Linked DNA regions of Homo sapiens: region 1 is linked to region 2. A link is an interaction called in ENCODE POLR2A ChIA-PET data of the cell type or tissue named here. Cell type or tissue: PC-9. All regions are shown on one strand. Links, peaks and the distances in the headings refer to the core of each region. The heading gives the core; the rest is flanking DNA.

What was found. Peaks named below come from ENCODE experiments on the same cell type or tissue, not always from the same donor. Only the 100,000 strongest peaks of a DNase experiment are listed, where the experiment ranks them.
Region 1: POLR2A ChIA-PET joins it to region 2 with 8 read pairs; 2 of 35 experiments call an interaction of 5 or more read pairs at or near these places.

Annotation. Positions count from the first base shown.
Region 1 is chr11:74,186,762-74,203,000 of GRCh38, reverse strand. The region is part of intron 1 of PPME1 (protein phosphatase methylesterase 1); the gene reads right to left. It also overlaps the pseudogene RNA5SP343. Among named protein-coding and RNA genes, the nearest start is that of PPME1, 24 kb to the right of the region's middle. In PC-9, for the core only: no CTCF peak of the experiment used is centred there; no DNase peak of the experiment used is centred there; H3K27ac peaks cover 967 bases.
Region 2 is chr11:74,057,305-74,072,636 of GRCh38, reverse strand. It overlaps C2CD3 (C2 domain containing 3 centriole elongation regulator), which reads left to right. Exons shown (of 33, transcript NM_001286577.2): 25 at 15,093-15,231. Among named protein-coding and RNA genes, the nearest start is that of UCP3, 56 kb to the right of the region's middle. RefSeq lists an enhancer at 1-66. In PC-9, for the core only: no CTCF peak of the experiment used is centred there; a DNase peak (open chromatin) is centred at 15,136; H3K27ac peaks cover 1,659 bases.

The sequences.
Region 1 (16,239 bases), core at 2,692-10,691, 140 kb before region 2:
AATCTTTATATATGAATATATAATTCCAAGATTCATATATATAACTCCAAGATGAACACGATATGCGTGCTATCACTTGGGTAAAATTGTGAAATACATGTAAGTGTTTATGTATGTTTTCAACATCTCTGGAAGGATACTGATACAACATTTATGGTATCTTGGAAAGGAAAGTATGATTGGGAAATGAGAGGAAAAATTTTCAATCTCTGTTCCTTACTATCTTTTGATTTTTGATCATGTATTATTAAAAAATATAAAATTATTCTAAAACAAAATAAATCAGTAAGTGTCTATTCACAATTTACGTCTTCAACCTTGGATGGAATACAAGAAAGAAATTCCAAGCTGTCCCAATTTCCAACCTATTCTTCTTCCTAGTAATGGAGGAAATTCAGAATTCTATCAGCAGCAAAACATTACCTCTTGCCAGACATCTTCCTGTATATGCTATGGAGAATATCTACAAAGTATGATACAAAGCTCTTTCTAAAAACTTAATATAAAAGCACTCCTAGTTGACTATAATACTGGAAAAATTACAACACAGCGGCTGGGTAGGAAGGGATATATTCTTTCAAAAGTGAAACATTTATTGAATGTCTACTCTGTTCTAGGCATTGAACCAGGTCAGTATTTCTGAATCTAACAATGAAATCACCTGGAGAACTTTATACTCATGCTTGGGTCTCACCTCTAGAAACATATTTAAGTGGTCTGTGTTATGGCCTGAGCCCTGAGGATTTTTAAAGTTCCCCATGTTGAGAGAGGCACTATAAATATAAAGATAGAGTACATGATTTGGAATGACAGAGGAGTTCAAATTCCTTATAAGTCCTACCATTTCTCTACAAGTTCCTGACACATTATGAACTTGGTCAAATTATTCTGCCTTGGATTGCAGAGACTGAATAAAATTACCTTTAAAGAATCTAATACATCTAGCATTTGATAATTGCTCAGTAGATGGATAATCCTATCTTCTGAAATAAAAATGACATTGTGAAGTAAACAGCAACTTCAGCCTCGACCTGCTTTTTTTGCTTTTCTGGTTGCACTTGAAATCCTATGGGAAAACTAAAAGCAGAACTTAGAATTCTACTTACTCACAAGTTACTCACAAATCTACCTATCCTACACTAATTTGATTATAACGATAACATGGCATGCCAAACATGTTATAATGGATTCTAACGATCCATGGATGAATTTTGATATCTGGACCTAGGATATCATCATAGTAATAGTACATAATATTCACTATGCACAAACGAGTCACTGTGCCAAATACTTCACAGACGTGATTCCATTTAACCCTCACAAAACTTTTTATGCCCATTTAACAGATGAAAAAACAGATTTAGACATAAAAGTAACTTGCCAAGGCCACACAACTACTAAATGGTAGTGACAAAATTCAAATCCAGTTCTGCCACTCTCCAAAGCCTCTGCTCTTTACCCCAATGCTGTATCACTCCTTTCATCCTTTTATCTTCTCATGCTGTCATTTATGCTTCTGAAAAGTAATAAGGCTTAAGTGCACATTATTAGAGGTTTTCTTTTTGTAGTCTAAATATAGCTGATTCTGCCAATGCCAAAGAACCTTTACAAGTTAGCCAGGTACCAGTTAAAACTTACTTCCTATAAGTAGAAATTATTCACAGGAGAACACCCTCCACTTCTAATTTCCTTCATTTAAAAAAAACAAAAAACAAAAAAGGCCTGTAGCCGGGCGCGGTGGCTCACGCCTGTAATCCCAGCACTTTGGGAGGCCGAGGCGGGCAGATCACGAGGTCAGGAGATCGAGACCATCCTGGCTAACACGGTGAAACCCCGTCTCTACTAAAAATACAAAAAATTAGCCGGGTGTGGTGGCGGGCGCCTGTAATCCCAGCTACTCAGGAGGCTGAGGCAGGAGAATGGCATGAACCCGGGAGGCGGAGCTTGCAGTGAGCCGAGATAGCGCCACTGTACTCCAGCTTGGGTTACAGAGCGAGACTCCATCTCAAAAAAAAAGAAAAAAGAAAAAAAAGGCCTGTAGTTCCTGCCACTCGGGAGAGACTGAGGTGGGAAGATAAATTGAGCCCAGGAGTTCTAATCCAGCCTGGGCAACAAGTGAGGTCTCATCTCTCAAAAAACAATAATAAAAATAAAAATAAACAAAAAAACAGGTTCCAGGGACTACCCAACTTATTTCCACCAAATGAGTAATTCCCATTTATTTAAGGAATCAATAATTCTCCATCTCCAAAGGTTGCTCCTACTCCCACAGAGATTTTCTAGCACACCCCTAACACCTTCTTTTAAACACATAATTGGGCCAGGCACGGTGGCTCATGCCTATAATCCCAGCACTTTGGGAGACCGAGGTGGGCAGATCAGCTGAGGTCAGGAGTTCGAGACCAGCCTGCTCAACACTGCAAAACCCTGTCTCTACTAAAAATACAAAAATTAGCCAGGCATGGTGGCACGCACCTGTAGTCCCAGCTACTCGGGAAGGCTGAAGCAGGAGAATCGCTTGAACCCAGAAGGCGGAGGTTGCAGTGAGTCAAAATCGTGCCACTGCCCTCCAGCCTGGGTGACAGAGCGAGACTTCGTCCACACACACACACACACACACACACACACACACACACACACACAAAACACATGACTGTTTATAAACTAGAAGACTTCAATTAATTTTGTAACTAGTATTATTAGACATTACATAAGTGGCAAGAATCTTACATTATTTTTGTATTTTAGTCAGAACAGAATATTGTGAATTTTAGGGATATAGTTTAGATTGATTTTAAAAAATAGCTTTAGTTTCTTATTTTATGCCTAGATACTTTATAGTCATTATAGTTTGTGTAGGCCTTTTTTAATTATAATTTTTAGATTAATTACTAACTTCCCCCCCTCAAGGGGTCGTAATGAAAGAATTTTAAAGTAGTGAAAGAACTTTCAAAAGCATAACAAGTTTAAGTTACTGATATGGTTTGGCTATGTCCTTACCCAAATCTCATCTTGAATTGTAGCTCCCATAATTCCATGTGTTGTGGGGGGACCTGGTTGGAGATAATTGAATCATGGGGGCAGTTTCCCCTATACTGTTCTCATGGTAGTGAATGAGTCTCAGGAGATCTGATGGCTTTATAAGGGGAAACCCCTTTCACTTGGGTCTCAATTCTCTCTTGTCTGCCACCATGTAAGACATGCCTATTTCCTTCCACCATGATTGTGATGCCTCCCCAGCCATGTGGAACTGTGAATCCATTAAACCTCTTTTTCTTTATAAATTACCCAGTCTTGGATATGTCTTTATCAGTAGCGTAAAACAGACTAATATAGTTACATTTTAAAAGGAAGAATTTATTGTTGGTTGTGGTGGTGTACCCCTGTAGTCCCAGCTACTTGGGAGACTGAGACAGGATGATCACTTGAGCCCTGGAGTTCAAGGCTGTAGTGCACTATTATCACACTCGTGAATAGCCACTGTACTCTAACCTGGACAAAACCGTGAGACCCTGTCTCTCCCAAAAAAAAGGATTAATTCATTCAAAAAATATTTACTAAGAACCTATTACGTGTATAAGGCTGGAACTGACATAGGATAATGGGGGATGCTGGGACAATTATAAAACTAGAGAGACAATGCATCTGCTGTCAAGAAGTTAGTATTAAGTACATAAATATCTAACAAAATGTACAAAGAGTTAAATACCCTAAGAAGTACAGCTGAAGTGCAGTGAATGTTCAAAGGAGGAAAGAAAGATTACTTCCAGCTTGGAGAAGAAAGACAGGCTTAAAAAAACACACACAGACACACTTAAGCTAGGCATTGAAGGACAGAAAGAATTTGCGCTGATAGAAATAGGGATGGAGAGAGGGATAAGACATTTCAGGCAGATAAGGACCCAGCCTGCTGCCTGTCATAGGGAACACTGAAAACAAACAACAACAAAATAGCTAACTGGAATGAGGTGGGAATAGTACAGTATTTTTGAAAAGCTAAAAGAAGCTGACACAATTAGATAGTGGAGAAAGAATGTTAGCTTAATAAAATGGGGAATATATGTTCTTTTTCCGGTTATTTGTATGTGTGTGATTTTTTGGAGTGGCCCAACAGTCATGGATGATATCCTAGAAAATGAAGAGCCAGTCTATGGCCGTAACACCCTGAATGCACCCGATCTCATCTGATCTCGGAAGCTAAGCAGGGTCAGGCCTGGTTAGTACTTGGATGGGAGAAAATGAAGAGCCAGGCTGGACGTGGTGGCTGATGCCTGCAATCCCAGCACTTTGGAGGTCAAGGGGGGAGGATTGCTTGAGCTCAGGAGAACGAGGCCAGCCTGGGCAACACAACAAGACCTCGTCTCTACTAAAAACAAAAAAAAATTAGGTAGTGCACCTGTGGCTCTAGCTACTCAGGAGGCTGAGGCAGGAGGATCATTTGAGACCAGGAGATCAAGGATGCAGTGAGTTGTGAACACACCACTGCATTCCAGCCTGGGGGACAAGGCGAAACCCTGTCTCCAAAAATCAAACAAACAAGAAAAGAAAATGAAGAGTCGATAAAATGTAAAGATAAAAGTATTTCAGAAAGATCAATCTGGTTACAGGCACAAGATGGACTTGATTCTGGGAAAAAATATGTTGCAATAACCTGGCTAGAAAAGGATGGGATCAGTTAATAGGGTTGACAAAGAAAAAAGAGAAAAAAATGGGAGACTTAACTGGCAATGGAATTAAAAGCAAGAAAACATAGAATGACCTTTCAAAGGCAATGAACAAATCTTGGGAATGTTCAAGATATGAAAGATGATTGACAGCAGAATCAAAGTCAATTTTAAAGTTTTGAACAGAGAAATTAATAATTAAGTCCTACAGTTTATAAATAAAAATCTACTCTGGTAGGTAACTGTATAATTTTTTTACGTTAGAATACAATTTATTTCAAACCTAACAAAATAAATAAATAATTTCCTCCCCCCTCCTATTGCCAAAGGAAGAAGTTTGACAGAGAGGAGACAAAGTGGTGCTGTGAAAGACACAAAGAAAATATGGTATCTGCCTGAGTCACATGAATCAAATGTGTTTATGGATCTTTTGCTATTATCACAGACCATGTTCAGAATTTGATGAAAGCTATGAACCCTCAATCCAGAGGGTTCATGCATGCACATGTATTTTGCTATAATTCCACTGGTTTCAAGAAACCTATCTACGAATCCCAAATTAAGAACCCTTAGCCTATAATTTGACCTTAACAACCTATTTCCAGCAGAAAGAGAAAAGGAATTAGGAGATACTGCATTCTTATCAGTTCCTGAACCTGAATTCATTTTCCATTTGCTACCAACTAAAGGTTTATTTTCACAACCCAGTTCTGCCTTTATTAAACTATGGGACTTTGGGCAGTCACTTCAGTTCTGTAAGCCTGAGTTTCTTCATGTTAGGGGATTATAGTACCAATTTTATAGGCGTTATTATGAGGATCAAAGATGCCCTTTCATCTCTTGGTTACTCTCAAATTAGTCAGTTCTATTTATCATAAAACTAATCATTTTCTAAAATTATCTTATTCCCATATTTGTTATTATCCTCCAGTCACCCCAATTAATTCACCACTAATGTGAGATCCATTAGAGCAAGAAGGTTCTCCATTAGTTCACTGATGTATTCCCAGCCCAGAGCCTGATACACATCAATGACTAATATCTGTTGACAGTCTGAAGTGAATTAATGTGCATAAAGCACTTAGCTGGGTTTCTCAATAAATATTTATTACTATTATTAAATAGCTTTGAGGCTAATAATCCTTACTTAATCCTTATAAACTTTCTAGTAAAAGCGAATGGGATACTACACCAATCAAGACTGTGGTACAGGTATAAGAACAGACATAGAGATCACCTAAATACAATCAAAAGTCCAGAAATAAACTAGTATTTATAGTCAATTTGTCAGAGGCATTTGAACCAGGCCACTCCATTTTGACTGAGGGCTAGGAAAATGAGGCTGGGACTTGCCGGGCTGCATTCTCAGAAAGTTAGGCATTCCTAGCCTCTAGGTGTTTATGGTTAAGGGAACAAATTAATAATGTTTACTAAACAGACCCACACTTGGGAGCTTCCAGCTATCCTGATATCTGGAGAACAAAGGCATTCCTAATTTTGCTTTAAAGTTTATAATATCCATTCTTGCAAAAATAGTTAATTAAGAAATTAATCCTTTATCACAAACCCTTGTAGCAGAACACATCTCCCCATATATACAAGCATTATACTTAGAGTGGATATGTTCCTCCTCTTACTTTCGGGAACGTCCTACTCTGTCTATGGAGTAGCTGTTCTTTCACTTTACTTTCTTAGTAAACTTGCTTTTACTTTGCACTGTGGACTCGCCCTGAATTCTTTCTTGAGTGAGATCCAAGAACCCTCTCTTCAGGTCTGGATTGGGACCCCTTTCCTGTAACAAACTGATTTTCAACAAAGGGGCCAAGATAAATTCAATGGGGGATATGATATTGGGACAACTGGATATCCACATGCAAAAGTACAAATCCAGACCCCTTCCTCACACCATATACATAATTAACTCAAAGTGTATCATAAACCTAAATACAAGAGCTAAAACTATAAAACTCTGAGAAGTAAAAAACGAGTAAAACTCTGTGATCTTAGGTTAGGCAACAATTTCTTAGATACAACACCCAAAGCAGAAGTGATAAAAAAGACACAGGACTTGAACTTCATTAAAATAAAATCCTTTTCATTAAACTATATGCCATTTTCATACTATGGCTACATACAGAGAGAAATAAGCATAGTTTCATGGATAAGAACATGGGCTCTGAAGTCAGATTCTTTTAGTCTAAATTTCATTTCCAATAATTACAAGCTATGTGACTGTTGGCAAATTAATCTGTCTCAATTTCTTCAACTGTAAGCTTTGCAAAGTGATTATTAGTAAGTACTTCCTGTTAGTCATTATAGAAACACTGTTTATAGTTGAGCCACATGGTATACCAATTGTACTTCTTGTACAACTTTTTGCTTTTTTCCAGAATAATTGTCTTTTTAATTTTGTTTGCTTAGTTTTCTATTAAAGTGTCACTAACTGTTTCCCAAAACTTTTTGATAGGCAAAAGACATTAATATGCTTTTCCCTAAGGAGGAAACACAAACAGCCCATAAAGATATGAAAAGGTTTCCAATTTAAGATACATAAAATTTAAATTACAGTGAAGTATCATATTTCACATCCATCATGTTGACAAAATATAGGAAGCCAGACATTAACAGGTATTAACAAGGAAACAGGGAAGATTATTTGGAAAACTGTAAGGCATCACCTAATAAAATTAGACAGGTGTCCTTCAACCTGGTAATTTTACTTTACAGAGAACCTCCTGCACATAGGCATCAAAACACACATATAAGAATGTTTGTAGACACATGTCTATAAAAGCAAAGAATAAGAAGCAAGCTAAATATGCATCACCAATAGAATATACAAACTGTGATGTATCTGGGTAATAGAATATAGCATAGCAGTGAAAATAAATTTAAAAGTACATGAATCTGAAAAATACTTAGAGAAAGAAATAAGCACAGAAGACTGAATCCTGTATAATTCCATTAATAATAGTGTTCAAAAACAGGCAAAGCTAAATAATGTATTTTTAATGTATACATGCACAAGTGGTAAAACAATAAAGAAAAGCCAGGCACTGATTATCATGCAATTCAATACCAGTGTGGGAAACAGAGATGCTCTCGAGGAGAGACAAACAGGTTTCTAAGGTGCTGATAATGTTTTATTTCTTAAGCTAGGTGACGGACACATGAGAATTTATTATTCTTTGAACTGTACATATATACTTTACTTTTCTGTATGAGTATTTCACAATTTTAAACAAATAAAGCCTTTGAATTCTGTAAAACTTCTCTTAATATTTGGTCATTCACATTAAATAATCTACCAGGTCTATTTTTCACTCAAATTTCCATTTCTGGCATCCTCCATTCATCTGCTCCAAATAGGACTGCCTGCTGTCTGATATAATGAACTGCTAACAATTTAGTATCATCTCAGGAATTCTTCTTGCCTTTCACCTGTGTTGAATCCCTTATCCCATATCCCATATTTTTCTTGTTGTAGTCTCTTATTTTGATGAAACACATCCTCCATCAGCTTCATGAGAAAGGGACATTAATTTTGAAACTTTGCATGTTGAAAATAGCGTTCCCCATTTTCACACAATGACTGACAGTCTGCCTGAGTATAGACATCTTATATTAGGGACTGCTTCTGTCTATGGTAATTAATAGATCCAACTTGAGAAATATTGGCTAAAATTATATGTAAGTATTTGTGTGAAAAATATTATATAAATAGATGTTATATTTATACAATCATAGTGTATAATTATTAAATAATTATATATAATGATCTTATATATTGTAATTATATAGTCATTCGTTCTTCTTAAACGCATAGATGAGCTGGCAAGAAAGTAAGGAACAGGGAAGACCCAGGTCAAAAGTTAAGTAAGGTGGGAATCCAGAGAGGCACTTAGACCATTAAATCTGGCTTTTACCTTGATGGCATTTGCCAACTGTCTGAACTTGAAGTTTTGCGATGCACACAGAACAGGACACAAAGCCCGAGGTGGGAAGTCTTGCTGCGGAGCCCAGTAGGAAACCTTTCTCCATCAAGCTGGGATCCCAAAGAATCATAAGCTCAGTGAAAGGCTGAAACAGAATTAACTTTCTGCTTCTTACCACAATCTCAGGATTAAATTAAAAAATAAAAAATAAAATAAAAAAAGGCCTGTCTTAAAACTTAGCATTGAGAAGGGAGAAGCAAGAAAAAACAAAGACAGCTCTCAAACTGATATGGAGCTAAATACATATCATTTACATATCCCAAGAAGTTTCAAGATGAGAATGTAAAGTGGATCCAACTGGTAGTGCCCTCAGGACCCCCAAGAGAAACAAAGGCAAATCCTCTTTGAAGAATCAATCTTCATTCTAGGACTAAGAACTTTAAGAAAGTTCCAAGGCAAATGACCATCTCACAATCAAAAAGCATAAAATACGTGAGGAAACAGACCTGTAAAGAGTTCACATAAAGAAATTATCAAATACAATATAAAATAACTGCTTAACACATTTAAATGAACAGAAACTTGAAACAAGCTCCTAGAATGAAAAGAATTAAAATTAAAAAACAAATAGTCAAGTTTAACATATTAGACACAGCTAAGGAGAAGCGTAAACTAGTAGTGAATTTGTTCAGATACATCTAGATACATTTAGAATCCAAAATACAAATAGAAGATGGAAAATACAAAAGTTAAGAAATATGAAGGGAAGAGTAAATAAGTCTTAAATATGTCAAACTGAAGTTCTGAAAGGAAATAAAGACAGTGAAATAAAAGCAGTATTTGAAGAGGCCGTACAGGTTGAGTATCCCTCATCCAAAATGCTTGGGACCAGAAGGGTTTCAAATTTCAGTTTATTGTTTCCTTTTTAATTTTGGATTATCTGCATATACACAATGAGATATCCTGGAGATGGGACCTAAGTCTAAACACACAATTCATTTATGTTTAATAAAGACCTTATACACATGGCCTGGAGGTAATTTTAAACAATGTTTTTAATAATTTTGTGCACAAAACAAAGTTTGTGTAAACTGAACCATCAGAAAGCAACGGTGTCACTATCTTAGCCACCCATGTGGAAAATCTATGGTTGTTTGGCATCACCATCATTCCTGATTGAACTTACACGTTACTAATAATCATTTTTATTACACTTATTCACACATAAGTACTTAACAGTAAAAGATACAACATACCATTAATACAGTGAAAAAACATAATGTACTCAGGGTAACCAACCAGCACAGTAACATCACAGAACACCTCTACCAGTTATTAAATAAAAGCAACAACCAACAATGGCAGGCTTTCAGTCTCCCACCTACAATGTTGTGTTTGATTAAAAAGTTACTGAACACGGTATTTTATTTTTTTAGGTGAGAAGAAACATCAGAAGCAGCTGAGGGATGTGTTAAGTCTGTTCTTGCTGTAACATAATACCTGAGACTGGGTAATTTATAAAAAGGTTTAACTGGCTAATGGTTCTGCATGGTACCAGCATCTGTTCCTGGTAAGGGCCACAGGAAGCTTATAATCATGGTGGAAGGTGAAGTGGGAGCATCTGTGTCACAAGGTGAGAGCAGAAGCAAGAGAAGGGGGAGGTGCCACACTCTTTTTAAACAACCAGATCTGGAGAGAACTCAGGGCAAGAACTCACTCATTACCAAGGTGATGGCAATAAACCATTCATGAGGGATCTGCATCCATGATCCAACACCTCCCACTAGGCCCCACCTCCAGCATTGGGGATTACATTTCAACACGAGATTTGGAGGGTGCAAACATCCAAACCATATCATTCTGCCCCTGGCCCCTCAATTTCATCTCCTTCTCACATTGCAAAATACCATCACCCCTTCTCAATAGTTCCCCCAAAGTCTTAACTTGTTTCAGCATCAAGTCCAAAGTCCTAAGTCTCATCTAAGACTCATCTCCTTCCACCTATAAGGTGGAAGCAGCCTGAGATGTACTTATGAGCCTGTAAAACCAAAACAAATTATTTACTTCCAAGATACAATGGTGGTACATGCATTGGGTAAACATTCCCATTCCAAAATGGAGAAACTGGCTAAAAGAAAGGTGCTACAAGCCCTATGAAAGTCTGAAACCCAGCAGGGTAGTCATTAAATCTTAAAGCTCCAAAAATAATCTCTTTTGACTCCATGTCCCACATCCAGGGCACACTGGTGTGAGGGGTGGGCTCCCAAGGCCTTGGGCAGCTCTACCTATTGCTTGTAGGGTATAGCCCTGCCAGCTTTTCTCAGAGGTTAGAGCTGAGTGCCTGCAGCTTTTCCATGCTCAGGATGCAAGCTGCCGGTGGCTCTACCATTCTAAGGTTTGAAGTGTGGCAGCCCCTTTCCCACAATTCCACTAGGTGACGCTCCAGTGGGGTCTTTGACGGGGGCTCCAACCCCCCATTTCCCCTCAGCATTGCCCTAGCAAAGTTTCTCTGCAGGGGCTCTGCCCTTGCAGCAGGCTTCTACCTGGGCACCCTGGCTTTCTCATATATGCCCTGAAATCTAGGCAGAAGCTACCTAGCCTTCCTCACTCTCGCATTCTATGTGCATGCAGGCTTACCAACCACATGGAAGTGGTCAAGGCTTACAGTGCTTGTGCCCTCTAGAGCAGCGGCCCAAGCTGTGCCTGGGGCATTTTGAGCCCTGGCTGGAGCATGAGTAGCCAGGATACAAGGTGCAGAGTCCTGAGGCTGAGCAGGGCAGCAGTGCCCTGGGCTTGGGCCCTGAAACCATTCTCTCCTCCTAGGTCTCTGGACCTGTGATGAGAGGGACCTTCCCAAAGACATCTGAAACAACTTTGAAACCTTGCCCCCATTGTCTTAGATATTAACAATTGGTTCCCTTTTAGTCATGCAAATCTCTCTAGTAAGTGGTTACTCCAAAGCCCTCCTGGATTCCTCTTCTACCAGAGGGCCAGGTTGCAAGTTTTCCAAACATTTACAGTCTGCTCCCATTTTAAAATAAGTACCAACTTTGTTTTTTCTTCAGACAGGGTTTCACTCTGTTGTCCAGGCTAGAGTGCAGTGGCATGATCACAGCTCACTGCAGCTTCAATCTCCCAGACTTCAGTGATCATCCTGCCTCAGCCTCTGGACTAGCTGGGACTACTGGCATATACCACCACATCCAGCTGATAACTTCTTTTATTTTTAGTAGAAACGAAGTCTCACTATGTTGTCCAAGCTGGTCTCAAACTCCTGAACTCAAACAATCCTCCCACTTTGGCCTCCCAGTGCACCTGGCCTATAAAGTCGAACTTTAAGTCATTCCTTTGCTCCTGTATCTGATACCAGGCTGTGAGAAGCAGCCAGGTCACCTCTTGAATGCTTTGCTGCTTAGAAATTTCTTCTGCCAGATACTCTTGATCACTCTCAAGTTCAACTTTTTACAGGTTCCTATGGCATGAACAACACAATGCAGGCAAACTCTTTGCTAGGGCATAACATGATGACTTTTACTCCAGTTCCCAATAAACTCCTCATTTCCATCTGAGACCTCATTAGCCTGGCTTTCACTGTCCATATTTCTATCAGCATTTTGGTCAAAATTATTTAACCAAGTCTTTAAGAAGTTCCAAACTTTTCCTCATCTTCCTGTCTTCTTCTGAGTCCTCCAAACTCTTCCAACCTCTGCCCGTTATCCAGTTCCAAAACTGCTTCCACATTTTCAGTTATCTTTATAGCAACATCCTACTCTTCGGTATCAATTTTCTGTGTTGTCCATTCTTGCACTGCTATAAAGAAATACTTGAGGCTGGGTAATTGATAAAGAAAACAGGTTTATTTTGGCTTGGAGTTCTGCAGGCTGTACAAGAAGCATGCTACCAGTATCTGTTTCTGGTGAGGGCTTCAGAAGCTTACAATCACGGTGGAAGGTAAAGCTGGAGCAGCCACATCACATGGCAAGAGTGGGAGCCGACAGCAGGGATCTGCACCACTCTCTTTTAAACAACCTGATCTCGACTGAACTCAGAACCAGAACTCACTCATTACCAAGGGGATAGCACTAAGCCATTCATAAGGGATCTGCCCCCATGACCCAATACTTTCCACTGGGCCCTACCTCCAGCATTGGTGATTACATTTCAATGTAAGATTTGGAGGGGACAAACATTCTAACCCTATCAAGGGACCAGAAGGTGGGTCCTCTAGGGATGAGAATGCATGCTGCTAGGTGGCTTTCTAAAAATTTTTTTCCAGTCATCTGCTTCATTAACAATGGTTTTTGTCTTGAAAGTCTGTCTCTCATTTTATAAACTGACATCATTTCTTGCTCTGTTTTGACTTGTGTCATGTCAGCACTCAAAAAGTTTCAGATTTTGCAGCAGTGCAGATTTTCAGATTAGGAATGTTTAACCTGTGGCTGAAGTTTTCAGAACTGAGGAAACATCAAACTACAGATTCATGAAGCCCAGTGAATCACAAGATTTAAAGAGAAGTAATACATTATGGTAAAACTGTAGAACATTAAAGACAATTATCTTAAAAGTGGCCCTAACCCCCAAAATACTAAATGACATATGAGTAAATTTTGCTCATTTCAGCACTATTTGAAAGAGAAAAGGATGAAAAACACCCAATGGCCATCAACAGGAGACTGGCTGAATACACTGGGTTATGTCCATACAACAGAATACTATGCAACTGCAGGGAAAATAATGGAAAAGATTTCTGTGTACTAATAAGAAGTGATTAGAATATCTTAAATTTTAAAAACCAGTAGGCAAGCCAGGTGCAAGCTAGGTGCAGTGGCTCATGCCTGCAATCCCGGCACTTTGGGAGGCCGAGGTGGGTGGATTGCTTAAGCCTAGGGGTTTGAAACCAGCCTAGGCAACATGGCAAAACACTGTCTCTATGAAAAATACAAAAATTAGGGGGCACGGTGGTGCACACCTGCAGTCCCAACTATTAAGGAGGATGAGGTGGAAGAACAGCTTGAGCCCAGGGAGTCAAGGCTGCAGTGAGCCATGATCACGCCACTGCACATCAGCCTGGGTGACAGAGTGAGACCTTGTCTCAATAAATAAATAAATAAGTAAAGCAATATGCAGAACCATATGTATGCTATTTTATTTATTTATTATATTTTTTAATTTTAAATAGAGACAGGGTCTCACCACATTGCCCAGGCTGGTCTTGAACTCCTGAGCTCAAGTGATCTGCCTGCTTTGGCCTACCAAAGTGTTGGAATTACAGGTGTGAGCCAATGCACCTGGCCAATGTTATCTTTTATGTAAGGGGGAAATATAACTGTATGTTTACATATTTTGAAGTGCATTGATAAAAGCAGAGACTAATGAAAATAGTTACTTGTAGGATATTACAAACAAAAAAGCTATACTTTCCTGAATATATATTGTTTTATACTTCAACATTGTAGTCATGTAAATAATTTTTGTTTTATAAGCATGTTAAACACTTTGTACAAATCAATTACCACAATTAACATAAAAGAGAACAAATTACCTTAATGGTGTATTAAGAATTATTCCAAGTGACTTTAAAAACAATTATTTGACTGCACATCTTTAGTGGGATAAATATACTTTAAGGAAAAAAAAGAACTGAAAATAAATTTTAAACAGTATTCAGTAATCATATTGTTGGTTATTTTTAATGGTAGCACAGTTTGTTATTTTGAGCACCATATACATACATATTTGGATAAAGCAAATAGGTAGTTAGGTTAATGTCATTAGGAACCAAGACTTTCGTTGTTAAGGGAAGAGATAATTATATAAAAATCAAAAAAGTAAAAAACCCTATAATCTTAATTTTGAAATGAAAATGTCAGGGTGAACGCTTGATTCCTTTTGTCCTTCCTTTTGAAATATCAGTATGGGCTGGGCGCAGTGGCTCACCCCTGTAATCCCAGCACTTTGGGAGGCCGAGGCAGGCAGATCATGAGGTCAGGAGTTCAAGATCAGTCTGGCCAAGATGGTGAAACCCCATCTTTACTAAAAATACACAAATTAGCCAGGTGTGGTGGCAGGCGCCTGTAATCCCAGCTACTCAGAAGGCTGAGGCAGAGAATTGCTTGAAACCGGGAGGCGGAGGTTGCAGTGAGCCGAGATAGTGCCACTTTCACTCCAGCCTGGGTGAGAGCGAGACTCCATCTCAAAAAAAAAAAAAAAAGAGAAAAAGGAAGAAATATCAATATGAACTCACGATTCTAGATATGTCTACTACAAAGGCCTATAAGCAATAACCAGAATAGTAGCAATGAGTTAGTCTAGTGCCCAGATTGAGAGGTCTAAATACCATTTCCAGCTTCTGGAGGCAGCCTGTATTTCTTGGCTTACAGGTTCTTCCTCCACTTTAAAGCCGGCAAGCAACACAGCATCTTCAAATCTCTCAGGCTCTGACTTGGTCTTCTGTTTCCTTCTCTTTAAAAGACACCAGTGATTACACTGGGCTTACCCAAATAATCCATGATATTCTCTTTATTTTAAGGTCAGCTGATTAGCAACCTTAATTCCATTTGCAACCTTAATTCCTCTCTGCCATGTAAAATAACATATTCACAGGTTCCAGGGATTCAGACCTCAGCATCCTGGGGATGTTGTTATTCCACCTGCCACAGGTTGCTAAAGTCATTGTATTATTTCAGAAGAACAGCAGAGATATTGATTAAACTTGGACTTGTATATTACCTATACATGTTAAAATGTGTAGGGCAAAATCCTAAGGAATCCACTAAAAAAACCACAGGAACAATTTCAGTAGGGTTTCAGAAAATAAGACCAATATATAAAAATCAATTGTATTTCTGTAATTTGCAATTAACAATCCAAAAATAAAATCAAGAGGACAATTCTATTTACAATACCACTGATAAGAATAAAATATGCAGGAATAAATATAGCCAAATAAATGCAAGATTTAAACACTGAAAACTATGTAATACTGTTGAAGAAATTAAAAAAGACATAAAAAGAAAGACATCCAGTGTTCATGGATTAGAACACTGAGTATTATTAAGTTGGCAATACTTCTCAAATTGATCTATAGATTCAAAGCAATGCCTATCAAAATTACACCTGGTTTCTTTGCAGACGTTGACAAACTCACCCTAAAATTCATATGGAAATTCAAGGGACCCAAAATAAGTTTTTTAAAAAAGAACAAAGTTGGAAACATTATACTTCCTGATTTCGAAACTTACTACAAAAAGCTACAGTAATCAAAAGACAGTGTAGTACCAGTATACTGATCGATATATAAATCAATGATATAGAATTGAGGGTTCAAAAACAAACACATACATTTATGGTCAATTGACTTTTGACAAGGATGCCAAGATAACTGTATAGGAAAAGAAACCTTTTCAATTAAATCATACTGGGATAACTGGATATCCACATGCAAAAGAATGAAGTTGGACTCATTCCTCATATCATACATAAAAATTAACTCAAAATGGATCACAGACTTGCATGTATGAGCCAAAACTAGAAAACTCTTAGAAGAAAACTCTAAGCCCCCTTTCACAGGCACCTAGTACCTGGAATTCTTGAGCCTTTATAGGATAGTGATATGGATTAGCTTGCACTTTCATTCTCTT
Region 2 (15,332 bases), core at 7,333-15,332:
TATGTGTACATATGTGTGACTTTGAGCAAGGTATTCTTTCTCTCTGTCTTGAATTTCTCATCTGTAAATGGCTGTGATTAACAATGTTCAGATGTGTGGTGTCTATGAGAGCCAGTCAACCATGGCCTTATGAATCCAGAAAGTTTCAATATACATCATTTGATTCAGATTTGACCTCTCTGTTTGGCTCCTGTCATCTCTGTTTTGGTGTCTCTCAAACTGTGTCATGTGTCCTTACTACTTTAGAACAGAAACAAAACCTGTGCTCATAGTAACTATTATTTATCTCTCATTCCTACTCCTCCCCGTTTATACTACCAACAGCCATTACTCCTGGGATTATAAGCTTCCATAATGATCCTTGATGTTCTCATCCATTTCAGCCATTGTGTATCAGAAACCTTGAAACATTCTATATCAGGACAAAGTCTTCTTCAAGTGCAGTGTGAATCACAAAATTGAACAATTTTTACTTGTTTTTAAAGAAAAAAAAATTTTCTGCCCCACCAAAGCAGCCATTTTTGACAAATTTTTTTTAAAGACCAAAAAAATCAATAGATGAATGAGTTTAAGGAAAGTATTAAAAAGCTTCTTTTATTTTTGGAAAGTTTTTTTTTGTAGTTGCATTGAAAATAAAATTTAATATACAAAAGATATGGTATATGTTACATTTTAGGAGAATTCCCATATTGTTAAAAAAAAGCAAAATATACTTACAAATTTTCAATGAGACAGTGAATTACAGTTTTATAATATCACTTGGCAAAATTTTATAATAATTTATTGAGCATCATCTGCTGTGTGCTGAGTTCTATTCTAGTCTTTGTACATTAATTATGGGTTAGGTATCCCAAATCCAAAAGCACCAACTTGGTGCTCAAAGGAAATGCTCATAGGAATATATCAGGTTTCAGATTTTCAGATTTGGCATACTGAATAAGTATAATGCAGATATTACAAAATCTGAAATACCTCTTGCCCCAAGCATTTCAGATCAGGGTTATTCCCTGTATCCCCTTTAATCCTTGCCACGAGCAGGATTATAGTTTGAAGAGATTACAATACATAATCATTTCACAAATGAGGAGACCGAAGTTCAAAAAGGTAAAATGACCTGAAGTTACATAGTTAATGCGCTCTGCAGAACCAGATGGGCAGGTCTATACTCAAAGAGACAATGGGCAGATCTCTATACTATAGGTCTACACTCTATGCTCAGCACAGTGCCTGACTGACACATAAATGTCTGTGGGAGGAAGGACTGCATGGGCTTATCACTGCAGGGTGGAAATCAGGATACAACAGTGACGTCTGGAAAGTCAGATGTCTACCCTATGCTTGCCTTGACCTGGCTAAACAGAAAGAGGCTAAATAACAAGTGATTTACAGGTCTGCAACTCTTGCCAGAAATGTGAGAGGCGTTATGTCTCATATTCATAAAACAGGAGGACATTATGTTTGCTTTGCTGCATCATGAAGATCACAGTGCTGGGATAAACAAACAACACACAGTCCCTGTCCCCAAGGAACAGCCTAATGGAGAGACATGTTAACATTTTTAGTACAGAGGAATAAACGATATGAAAGAGGAAAGCTGTGGGGAGGTGGATGTGGTAGTATAGGAAAACTTTGAGAACACAGAGGGCATTTTTTTGCTAATGGGGTGGTCAGGGCAGGCTTCCAAGTATTGGTGTCACTTTAGCCTACTCTTGAAGGAGGAGGAGCAAGTTTGCTGAATGAAAGAGGAAAAAGGCATTCTAATGAGAAGAAACAGCATGCTCAAAAGCTTGGTAGTATGAGAGAATGGGACATTGGCCAAAAAAAGGTCATTAAATGTGAGTAAAAAGTAGTGAGAAATGGGGCTGGAAAGACTAATTAGGCTACATAGGCAGCATTTTGTATGCTACATGACTGACACTGCAGGTGAGATGAAACCAACAAAATCTTAATCTGTGGAGAGGCAAGGTCATATTTGTTGACCAGACATGAAATCTTGGTGGCAGTATGAAAAAGATACTGGAGAATACCGAAAGCAGCAATCACTGAGAGGGCCGTCACATTAGTTCAAGTTCTGAAGCCTAAACAAGCAAGGTGGCAGCAAGAATGGAGAACAGGCGACAGAAACTTTCTGGTAGGAGACCATGATTCTACACTCTGTACTTCTGACTTTCCTCTTGCCTTAATAGTGTTCTCAGAGTGTCTGTCCTTTTTATGCCTTGGAAGCTCTTTCTTAAGGAAGGAAATGAGTGGTTCCTTCATGCAAACCTTTATGCAGAGGATTCACAAACAGCCCCAAATTAGGAGCTTTGCCTTCAGCAAAGCTGAGTTCTGAAGCAGCTCTGAAATGGTCTGTGGTCACCACTGTAGTCCTGGTTCTGAAAATAAAAGAACTTCTTGGATACTTATGTTAGAAAAAGCTCTGAGGAACCTTCGGTTAAGATCAGCTTCAATACTCTTAAGGTTTGTATACTTATATTAGACAAAACAGGTATTTCTAGCCCTGTTTTACAAATGAGACAAATAAGGAACAGAGAGGTAAAATGATTTGAAGTAGCATAAGTTATACTCAGTAAAAAGTAAAATCAGCTTCAATATTATCAACTTTTAGAGGCATTCTTTAGCCCATCAAGGCAGAGTTCAGGACACCTCTGGGTTCCCATGTGCTTTTAGCATAGTCTTTATCTTATTGGGTTGTAATTATCTGTCTGTGTTTGTCTCCCGCAGATCAAGAATCAAATCTGACTCACCTTGTACAGGTGTGACACAGAGGAGGTGTCAGCTAATGTTAGCTTAATACACCTGCTGGGCTAAGTTTTTATTAACATAAAAAATTGGACATTGCTTAAGGGGGAAGTTTCCATCCATTCACTCCAGGCCAAAGGGAGAGCACTTCTCTTAACCAGATGGAGATAATTAGAATGATTGCAATGGAAAAAAATCTAAAGTACGAGTCAGGAAACCGTGGTTCTTCTCAATGCTAGTTAACCAGGTATGTGATGAGCAAGCCACTTCTCTGTTCCTTGGTTGCCTTATTTTTATAATAGGGATAGAGATGCCTATCTTATGCGATTTTCAGAGACGTTATCAGCACAACTTTAGTGTGTAAGAAAACAGTGTGCAAGCTGTAACGCATTATCTAAATATGAGAAGTTGTTATTTTAATCTCACTGAAACAATTACACCTTTCTTGATGCATAAAATTCTTAAATGGCATAACTGGTTCACCTCAGGTCTTCTTAATGTGTGTCCCAACCCTGTGGGGGGTATAGCAGCCTTCTTTTGGGCTGCTTCCAAAAGTATTTCAGAACTTGACCTTTTTCAGAATGTAAACAGGCCCAGATGAATTTCCACCTACAAGAGGAGAGCCAGAGAAACCTGATAGACCTGCTCTCCCAAGCTGATTTCTTTTTCACCCACCTGTTTGGCTAAAAGGAATGTGTCTGTTCAAGACTAAATAAGGAACTATCTTCTTCCAAAGTCAAAATAGTTTTGTTTCAAGGCCTTTAGCAAATAGCAGCTTTAAAAATAAACTGGAGGATGGCCGGACGCAGTGGCTTATGCCTGTAATCCCAGCACTTTGGGAGGCTGAGGCAGACAGATCACTTGAGGTCAGGAGTTCAAAACCAGCCTGGCCAACATGGTGAAACCCTTTCTCTACTAAAAATACAAAAATTAGCTGAGCGCAAGCCTGCAATTCCAGCTACTCAGGAGGCTGAGGCAGGAGAATCACTTGAACCCAGGAGGTGGAGGTTGCAGTGAGCCGAGATCGTGCCTCTGCACTCCAGCCTGGGCGACAGAGTGAGTGAGACTCCGTCTCAAAAAATAAATAAATAAATAAATAAACCAGAGGGATGGGGGTAGTGCCATGAGAGATGTGAGCAAGGTTGATATATATCTAGAATTAGAATTTTACTGTGGAAGGTGGTTTGAGAGCACTTATTTCTGATGAGAAAACCGAGGCCCAGTTAGCCAGAATGAAGTGGTGTATCCAATATGTCACACTAAAGCAATGGCAGACTACATTGGAACCTAGGTGTCCTGCCTCTGGGAACAGTGATTGGTCCTCTCTGCTGATCTTCCTCAGAGCTTTCTTGAGAAGATGTTGCTATCTTCTGTGGGTATGTACTGCAAGCAGACAAGGCAACTCCTCTCTCTAACCCTGGGCAACTATCTGTAGACAAAGGGCAGTGGGAAGTCAGCAAACATTTAATAAGGGCCTTGGGAATACTCTGTGCATTCAAAGAGCTCTCAGTCTAGTGAGGGAAACACAGATTATTATACAATATGTGAGAGCTGCTGTGGTAGAGCCAGGTTATCTCTTCCTAATTGTGAGGATTTATGACATTTTATTGGAAGAAATTAGTTGAAGCTTAAGACCGAAAAAGGAAAATGGGAGAAAGAATGAGAGATGAAAGCTATATCAGGCAGAGGAAATGGAACCCACTCCAGCCATTTTAAGCAGAGAGGAGTTTAATATAGAATATTAAGGTACTTTAAGTCATTAGAAGGGCTAGAGGAGTGAGCTCTAGGCTAAACTTCTAGGAGGGAACCACTAAATCTTTTAAGTTCAGAATACAGTGCCAAAACTGAAATCTAAGAATCAGAAGCTCTCGTCATAGCCATTGCCACAGGGCCTCTCTGCACCCAGGGACCAAATGCTAGATCAAAAAACACAATGTCTCTACATCATCATCCTTGTTATTAGCAAAAGCAGAAGGAAAAGAAAGATGTCCTCTGCTTCCCGCCTGCCTTCCAGATCTTTTGTGAGGGCATCTGATTGGTAGAGGCCAATTTGCATCCATACCCTAGCTGCAAAAGAGTCCGAGAAATGTAGCTTTTAATGCTTCCAATCTGTACAATAAAGGAGTACAATGCAATAAAAGTAGGTGGGGGTGGATGCTCAGCAAGTCAATCCGCATAAATACTGTTCAGTTTCACTAAAATAAAACTTTTAAGAAGATAGCTCACTGGGTACTATTAGTGATATTTTATACATTTACATTAGTAATATGAATACTATTTTATTGATTTCCATTAACTGATTTTTTGCCTACTACCATTAAATTAGAATTACCTTTCCCTGTTCTTTCAAAAATATGCTGTAACTCCTACTGCTTCCCTTGACTAGCCTTAAAAAATTTTTTTCTTTAATATGCTTGTAAACTGGTTTGGCCAAGTTGTAGCCAGTGATTATTTTGTTTTGTTGTTTTGCTCCTCATATAGTTCTCTATATCTTTAATGCTTTCCCGGTTCTAAGGCTCCTCTGCCTTTTTCCAGGTTCAGCCTTTTTCCAGGTCCTGCTTTGTTGGCAACTTGTACATGCCTCAGTTCTCTCCTGCTTTGTGGACGCCACTAGATCTTCCTTCCAAGGCTAGCATTTCTCTTCAGTTCTCCTTCCCAAGCTTCCTCACAAAATCTCCATTCTCTTTTCTCTTCCCATCACCCAGTTTCTTTCTTTATTATTTCCAGTACAAATGACTGAAAAAGTAATGTCATCTGGTCTGGTTTTGTGCCCTGGGTGCTAGAAGTCACAAGATTAAATAATAGCATGTCAATTTTTTAACCAATATTTGGGAACAGAAATGCTGTTTTTCATTTATACATTTCAGATACAAATATGGTTGTATTATGGAATATAATATAAAACCTTCATGAATTTCTAAAATGAAAGACAAGCCTACTAGTAGATGTTATGCTTATTGTAGTTGTTTTAAGGCAACAGGGACCCCTACACTTCAGAGTTTAATGTTTACTCTTCTCTGAGTTTAATGTTTACTCTTCTCTGAATCATTGTTACTTTGGTGGGAAAGTTTGAAAAGAATTTGGTCTATGACATGGTGCTGTAAATTCTTCTACTTGTGGACTAATTTTGGTGACCATCTTTCTGTCTCTGCAGTCTCTTAAGCAGATTGACTATGATGCATGTCACATTCAAGTTTAATTGTGTAATAAAACAGTTTTCTTTCTGTTCAAAAAAAAAAAGAATTGGTCTAATGGAAATTCTTTACGTTGAGGAAAACATATCAAAGCAAAGCTGTAGCTACTTTTCTTTCCCTGAAAGAAATTTTAAGTTGGAAGCTCTAACTGGGGTTATAAAGTTCAGTGATTGCACCTAGAGAGGCTTGTCAGAGTAGATGGAACTAGAACCTGTCTTTTAAAGACTACTTGTTAAATGTTTTTTTTTCTTTCTTTCTTTCTTTTTGACTTTTTTTTTATACTTTAAGTTCTAGGGTACATGTGCACAACGTGCAGGTTTGTTACATATGTGTGCAGATTTGTTACATATGTATACATGTGCCATGTTGGTGTGCTGCACCCATTAACTCGTCATTTACATTAGGTATATCTCCTAACACTATCCCTCCCCCCTCCTGTGTCCAAGTGTTCTCATTGTTCAAGTCCCACCTATGAGTGAGAACATGTGGTGTTTGGTTTTCTGTCCTTGAGATAGTTTGCTCAGAATGATGGTTTCTAGCTTCATCCATGTACCTACAAAGGACACGAACTCATCCTTTCTTATGGCTTCATAGTATTCCATGGTGTATCTGTGCCACATTTTCTATTTTATTTTTTATTATACTTTAAGTTCTAGGGTACATGTGCACAACGTGCAGGTTTGTTACATATGTATACATGTGCCATGTTGGTGTGCTGCACCCGTTAACTTATCATTTACTTTGGGTATATCTCCTAATGCTATCCCTCCCCCCTCCCCCCACCCCACGACAGGCCCTGGTGTGTGATGTTCCCCTTCCTGTGTCCAAGTGTTCTCATTGTTCAATTCCCACCTATGAGTGAAAACATGCGGTGTTTGGTTTTTTTGTTCTTGGGATAGTTTGCTGAGAATGATGGTTTCCAGCTTCATCCATGTCCTTACAAAGGACATGAACTCATCCTTTTTTATGGCTGCATAGTATTCCATGGTGTGTATGTGCCACATTTTCTTAATCCAGTCTATCATTGATGGACATGTGGGTTGGTTCCAAGTCTTTGCTATTGTGAATAGTGCCACAATAAACATACGTGTGCATGTGTCTTTATAGCAGCATGATTTATAATTCTTTGGGTATATACCCAGTAATAGGATGGCTGGGTCAAATGGTATTTCTAGTTCTAGATCCTTGAGGAATCGCCACACTGTCTTCCACAATAGTTGAACTAGTTTATAGTCCCACCAACAGTGTAAAAGTGTTCCAGTTTCTCCACACCCTCCCCAGCACCTGTTGTTTCCTGACTTTTTAATGATCGCCATTCTAACTGGTGTGAGATGGTATCTCACTGTGGTTTTGATTTGCATTTCTCTGACGGCCAGTGATGATGAGTTTTTTTCATGTGTCTGTTGGCTGCATAAATGTCTTCTTTTGAGAAGTGTCTGTTCATATCCTTTGCCCACTTTTTGATGGGGTTGTTTGATTTTTTCTTGTAACTTTGTTTAAGTTCTTTGTAGATTCTGGATATTAGCCCTTTGTCAGATGGGTAGATTGTAAAAATTTTCTCCCATTCTGTAGGTTGCCTGTTCACTCTGATGGTAGTTTCTTCTGCTGTACAAAAGCTCTTTAGTTTAATTAGATCCCATTTGTCAATTTTGGCTTTTGTTGCCATTGCTTTTGGTGTTTTAGACATGAAGTCCTTGCCTATGGCCTGAATGGTATTGTCGAGGTTTTCTTCTAGGGTTTTTATGGTTTTAGGTCTAACATTTAAGTCTTTAATCCATCTTGAATTAATTTTTGTATAAGGTGTAAGAAAGGGATTCAGTTTCAGCTTTCTACATATGGCTAGCCAGTTTTCCCAGCACCATTTATTAAATAGGGAATTCTTTTCCCATTTGTTTTTGTCAGGTTTGTCAAAGATCAGATGGTTGTAGATGTGTGGTATTATTTCCGAGGGCTCTATTCTGTTCCATTGGTCTATATCTCTGTTTTGGTACCAGTACCATGCTGTTTTGGTTACTGCAGCCTTGTAGTATAATTTGAAGTCAGGTAGTGTGATGCCTCCAGCTTTGTTCTTTTGGCGTAGGATTGTCTTGGCAATGCGGGCTCTTTTTTGATTGCATATGAACTTTAAAGTAGTTTTTTCCAATTCTGTGAAGAAAGTCATTGGTAGCTTGATGTGGATGGCATTGAATCTATAAATTACCTTGGGCAGTATGGCCATTTTCACGATATTGATTCTTCCTATCTATGAGCATGGAATATTCTTCCATTTGATTGTGTCCTCTTTTATTTCATTGAGCAATGGTTTGTAGTTCTCCTTGAAGAGGTCCTTCACATCCCTTGTAAGTTGGATTCCTAGGTATTTTATTCTCTTTGAAGCAATTGTGAATGGGAATTCACTCATGACTTGGCTCTCTGTTTTTGGTGTGTAGGAATGCTTGTGATTTTTGCACATTGATTTTGTATTCTGAGACTTTGCTGAAGTTGCTTATAGGGACATGGATGAAACTGGAAACCATCATTCTCAGCAAACTATCGCAAGGACAAAAAACCAAACACCGCATGTTCTCACTTATAGGTGGGAATTGAACAATGAGAACACATGGACACAGGAAGGGGAACATCACACTCCGGGGACTGTTGTGGGGTGGGACGGGGGAGGGATAGCATTAGGAGATATACCTAATGCTAAATGATGAGTTAATGGGTGCAGCACACCAAAATGGCACATGTATACATATGTAACAAACCTGCACATTGTGCACATGTACCCTAAAACTTAAAGTATAATAATAATAAAATTTAAAAAAGAGAGATTTTGGGCTGAGACGATGGGGTTTTCTAAATATACAATCATGTCATCTGCAAACAGGGACAATTTGACTTCCTCTTTTCATAATTGAATATTTCTTTCTCTTGCCTGATTGCCCTGGCCTGAACTTACAACACTATGTTGAATAGGAGTGGTGAGAGAGGGCATCCCTGTCTTGTGCCAGTTTTCAAGGGGAATGCTTTCAGTTTTTGCCCATTCAGATGATATTGGCTGTGGGTTTGTCATAAATAGCTCTTATTTTGAGATACACCCCATCAATACCTAGTTTATTGAGAGTTTTTAACATGAAGGGCTGTTGAATTTTGTCAAAGGCCTTTTCTGCATCTATTGAGATAATCATGTGGTTTTTGTCTTTGGTTCTGTTTATATGATGGATTACGTTTATTGATTTGCATATGTTGAAGCAGCCTTGCATCCCAGGGATGGAGCCAACTTGATCATGGTGGATAAGCTTTTTGATGTGCTGCTGGATTCGGTTTGCCAGTATTTTATTGAGGATTTTTGCATTGATGTTCATCAGGGATATTGGTCTAAAATTCTCTTTTTCTGTTGTGTTTCTGCCAGGCTTTGGTATCAGTATGATGTTGGCCTCATAAAATGAATTAGGGAAGATTCCCTCTTTTTCTATTGATTGGAATAGTTTCAGAAGGAATAGTACCAGCTCCTCTTTGTACCTCTGGTAGATGCGGCTGTGAATCCATCTGGTCCTGGATGTTTTTGGTTGGTAGGCTATTAATTATTGCCTCAATTTCAGAACCTGTTATTGGTCTATTCAAGGATTCAACTTCTTCCTGGTTTAGTCTTGGGAGGGTGTGTGTGTCCAGGAATTTATCCATTTCTTCTAGATTTTCTAGTTTATTTGCATAGAGATGCTTGTAGTATTCTCTGATGATAGTTTGTATTTCTGTGGGATGAGTAGTGATATCCCCTTTATCATTTTTTATTGTGTCTATTTGATTCTTCTCTCTTTTCTTCTTTATTAGTCTTGCTAGTGGTCTGTCAATTTTGTTGACCTTTTCAAAAAACCAGCTCCTGGATTCATTGGTTTTTTTTTTTGAAGGGTTTTTTGTGTCTCTATCTCCTTCAATTCTGCTCTGATCTTAGTTATTTCTTCCCTTCTGCTAGCTTTTGAATGTGTTTGCTCTTGCTTCTCCAGTTCTTTTAATTGTGATGTTAGGGTGTCAATTTTAGATCTTTCCTGCTTTCTCTTGTGGGCATTTAGTGCTATAAATTTCCCTCTACACACTGCTTTAAATGTGTCCCAGAGATTCTGGTATGTTGTGTCTTTGTTCTCATTGGTTTCAAAGAACATCTTTATTTCTGCCTTCATTTCGTTATGTACCCAGTAGTCATTCAGGAGCAGGTTGTTCAGTTTCCATGTAGTTGAGCAGTTTTGAGTGAATTTCTTAATCCTGAGTTCTAGTTTGATTGCACTGTGGTCTGAGAGACAGTTTGTTATAATTTCTGTTGCTTTACATTTGCCGAGGAGTGCTTTACTTCCAACTATGTGGTCAATTTTAGAATAAGTGTGATGTGGTGCTGAGAAGAATGTATATTCTGTTGATTTGGGGTGGAGAGTTCTGTAGCTGTCTATTAGGTCCGCTTGGTGCAGAGCTGAGTTCAATTCCTGGATATCCTTGGTGACTTTCTGTCTCGTTGATCTGTCTAATGTTGACAGTGGGGTGTTAAACTCTCCTATTATTATTGTGTGGGAGTCTAAGTCTCTTTGTAGATCTCTAAGGACTTGCTTTATGAATCTGAGTGCTCCTGTATTGGGTGCATATATATTTAGGATAGTTAGCTCTTCTTGTTGAATTGATCCCTTTACCATTATGTAATGGCCTTCTTTGTCTCTTTTGATCTTTGTTGGTTTAAAGTCTGTTTTATCAGAGACTAGGATTGCAACCCCTGCTTTTTTTTTGTTTTCCATTTGCTTGGTAGATCTTCCTCCATCCCTTTATTTTGAGCCTGTATGTGTCTCTGCACGTGAGATGGGTCTCCTGAATACAGCACACTGAAGGGTCTTGACTCTATCCAATTTGCCAGTCTGTGTCTTTTAATTGGAGCATTTAGCCCATTTACATTTAAAGTTAATATTGTTAATGTGTGAATTTGATCCTGTCATTATGATGTTAGCTGATTATTTTGCTCGTTAGTCGATGCAGTTTCTTCCTAGCATTGATGGCCTTTACAATTTGGCATGTTTGTGGAGCGGCCAGTACTGGTTGTTCCTTTCCATGTTTAGTACTTCCTTTGGGAGCTCTTGTAAGGCAGGCCTGGTGGTGAGAAAAATCTCTCAGCATTTGTCTTTACAGGACTTCATTTCACTTTCACTTATGAAGCTCAGTTTGACTGGATATGAAATTCTGGGTTGAAAATTCTTTTCTTTGAGAATGTTGAATATTGGCCCCCACTCTCTTCTGGCTTGTAGAGTTTCAGCTGAGAGATCTGCTGTTAGTCTGATGGGCTTCCCTTTGTGGGTAACCCAACCTTTCTCTCTGGCTGCCCTTAACATTTTTTCCTTCATTTCAACTTTGGTGAATCTGACAATTATGTGTCTTGGAGTTGCTCTTCTCGAGGAGTATCTTTGTGGCATTCTCTGTATTTCCTGAATTTGAATGTTGGCCTGCCTCACTAGGTTGGGGAAGTTCTCCTGGATAATATTCTGAAGAGTGTTTTCCAACTTGGTTCCATTCTCCCTGTCACTTTCAGGTACAGCAGTCAGATGTAGACTTGGTCTTTTCACATAGTCCCATATTTCTTGGAGGCTTTGTTCATTTCTTTTTACTCTTTTTTCTCTAAACTTCTCTACTCGCTTCATTTCATTCATTTGATCTTCAATCACTGATACCCTTTCTTCCACTTGATCAAATGGGCTACTGAAGGTTGTGCACACATCACATAGTTCTCGTGCCATGGTTTTCAGCTCCATCAGGTCATTCAAGGACTTCTCCACACTGTTTATTCTAGTTAGTCAGTCGTCTAATCTTTTTTCAAGGTTTTTAGCTTCTTTGCAATGGGTTCGAACATCCTCCTTTAGCTTGGAAAAGTTTGTTATTACTGATGGTCTGAAGCCTTCTTCTCTCAACTCGTCAAAGTCATTCTCCGTCCAACTTTGTTCCGTTGCTGGCGAAGAGCTGTGTTCCTTTGGAGGAGGAGAGGCGCTCTGATTTTTAGAATTTTCAGCTTTTCTGCTCTGGTTTCTCCCCATCTTTGTGGTTTTATCTACCTTTGGTCTTTGATGATGGTGACGTCCACATGGGGTTTTGGTGTGGATGTCCTTTCTGTTTGTTAGTTTTCCTTCTAACTTTCAGGACCCTCAGCTGCAGGTCTGTTAGAAATTTGCTGGAGGTCCACTCCAGACCCTGTTTGCCTGGGTATCACCAGCGGAGGCTGCAGAACAGCAAATATTGCAGAACAGCAGATGTTGCTGCCTGATCCTTCCTCCAGAAGCTTCGTCTCAAAGGGGAACCCAGCTGTATGGGTGTCAGTCAGCCCCTACTGGGAGGTGTCTCCCAGTTAGGCTACTCAGGGGTCAGGGACCCACTTGAGGAGGCAGTCTGTCCGTTCTCAGATCTCAAACTCCGTGCTGGGAGAACCACTACTCTCTTCAAAGCTGTCAGACAGGGACGTTTAAGTCTGCAGAAGTTTCTGTTGCCTTTTATTCAGCTATGCCCTGCCCCCAGAGGTGGAGTCTACAGAGGCAGGCAAGCCTCCTTGAGCTGCGATGGGCTCCACCCAGTTCGAGCTTCCCAGATGCTTTGTTTACCTACTCAAGCCTCAGCAATGGTGGACATCCTTCCCCCAGCCTCACTGCCACCTTGCAGTTCGATCTCAGACTGCTGTGTTAGCAGTGAGCGAGGCTACATGGGCGTGGGACCCTCCAAGCCAGGCGCGGGATACAGTCTCCTGGTGTGCCGTTTGCTAAGGCCGTTGGAAAAGTGCAGTATTAGGGTGGGAGTATCCTGATTTTCCAGGTACCATCCATCATGGCTTCCCTTTGCCAGGAAAGGGAATTCCCCAACCCCTTGTGCTTCCTGGGTGAGGCAATGCCCTGCCCTGTTCCATGGGCTGCACCCACTGTCTGATAAGCCCCGGTGAGATGAACCCGGTACCTCAGTTGGAAATACAGAAATCAACCGTCTTCTGCGTTGCTCACGCTGGGAGCTGCAGACTGGAGCTGTTCCTATTCGGCCATCTTGGAACCTCTTTCAAGACTACTTGTTAAATGTTAAACTGCATGTGGACAGGAATAAAATCTGTGGTTCCTGAGTGTGAATTTGTTCATCAGAATGCTTTCTGTCCAGAGGGACAGACTGAGGCCCCTGGAGGAGTACTTACTGAAAGGAGCAGCGAGATAGAGAAAAGGGTGGAGCCTCAAAGATGAACTTCACCTATCAGGAGAAGTGGGAGTATGGATTTGGAGAAATCTTTCTTTTTTTTTTTTTTTTTTTTTTTTTGAGACAGAGTCTCGCTCTGTCACCCAGGCTGGAGTGCAGTGGTGCAATCTCGGCTCACTGCAAGCTCCGCCTCCCAGGTTCACGCCATTCTCCTGCCTCAGCCTCCCAAGTAGCTGGGACTACAGGCAGCCACCACCACGCCTGGCTAATTTTTTGTATTGTTTAGTAGAGACGGGGTTTCACCATGTTAGGCAGGAGAGAATTCTTGAGCTAGACAGTTATAAAGAATACAAACCAGTTAGAATACACATACAGAATCTGTTCCCTGGAGCATGTCGATTATGTTTAGGACATACTTCTTCTATTCTTTTCTGCTCTGCTCATCTCTTTTCCTTCATCTGTAATCCTGACATTCATAGCATTTTAGAGCTGAAAGTGATCTCGTGAAATATATAGTCTATATTTTGTAAAGTGTCTATTATTCAGTGCTATCCAAAAGAACTTTCTGTTATGATGGAAATGTTCTGTGGGTTCAGTGTCCAGTATGGTAGCCACTAGCCCCATGTGGCTATCGAGCACTTGAAATATGGCTAGTGCAACCAAGGAAGTAAATTTTTTATCTTTAGTTTTAATTAATTTAAAGGTGAATGGCCACATGTGGCTAGTGGGTTATCTTCCTGGACAGCTCAGTTAGACTATCTAGTATCATCAGCCATCTTCATTTTACACTGTCTTAAGACAGAATAACTTGACCAAGTCTCCCACATTGGAAACCTGATCTTGTAAAAATTAACATTAGGTATTCTCACCAGCACCCAGTATTTTACATTTGTTAACCCCATAGTAGAGGCAATATAGGAGACAGTTTAGAACATGGACTCTGGAGCCAGAATGCTTGAATTGGACTCTCAGTTCTACCATTTAATAAATATGTGACCAACTAATTTAATTTCTCAGTACCCAGTTTTTAGAAATCTATATGATAGAAATAATAATGATAGAAATAACAATGATAGAAATAATGATAGAAATCTACATGATAGAAATAATCAATAGGATAGAAATAGCTATCTTATAGGGTTGTTGTAAGGATTAAATGAGTTAATATATATAAAGTACATAGAACAGTGCCTTACATATCACAGTAAGTGATATGTAAGTGTTACTTACTCTTAGTATTTATCTTAATCCTTACAATATCTTTGGAAGTGTAAGTATAATATGCCCAATTTTACAGTTGAAGAAGCTGTGGCCTAGATACTTCTTGCCCAAAATCACATTGCATGTATGTGGCAGAGCCAATATTTGGTCATCTGACTCTTAGGTTCAGGACTCTTTGTAGTTCTGTCCTGTCTTTTGCCTCTCAACACAGTATTTTCCATCTTCCCACAAAGTACAGAACATGAGAGAAGTCACTTCTTTTTGGAGAATATTTATGAACTGAGCCTTAAAAAGACAGGGTAATAGCAGAAAGGTCACTGAAAACATGTCATCAATTGATTGATTGATTGATTGACACGGTCTCACTCTGTACCCCAGTCTGGAGTGTAGTGGTGCAATCTCAGCTCACTGCAGCCTCTGCCTCCCAGACTCAAGAGATCCTCCCACCTCCTGAGTAGCTGGGACTACAGGCATGTGCCACCATGCTTGGCTAATTTTTTTTTTATACATGGGATCTCACTGTATTGCCCAGGCTGGTCTTGAATTTCTGCGCTCAAGTTGTCCTCCTACCTTGGTCTCCCAACGTGCTGGGATTACAGGCTTGAGCCACTACACCCAGCCTGAAAACATTTCAGACACAGGGGGATAGCTTGAGCAAAGACCCCATAGGAAGAAGAGGGCCAGGAATAGTCCTGCTTGTGCCTGTATAATCTGAGGCTTCTTGTGTACCCTAAAGTACAGTCACTGCACTTTATTCTATTTCAGGGAGCCCCTTGACAGAGCGGAAAGTATCGATACCCAGTTGTTGTGTATCCTTTGCAACAGCCGATGAGTCATCTCCTGTATACACCCAAGTGGTTGAAAACACAGATTCCCCCATCTGGAATTTTCAACAGCAGTCAAGGTTTGTGTTATCCGTTATTCGTCAGCCTTCCAGAATCTGCTTTTTGTTCCAAGACACAAAGTCAGAGCAAGGACTATAACCAACACAATTTTTGAGCAGAC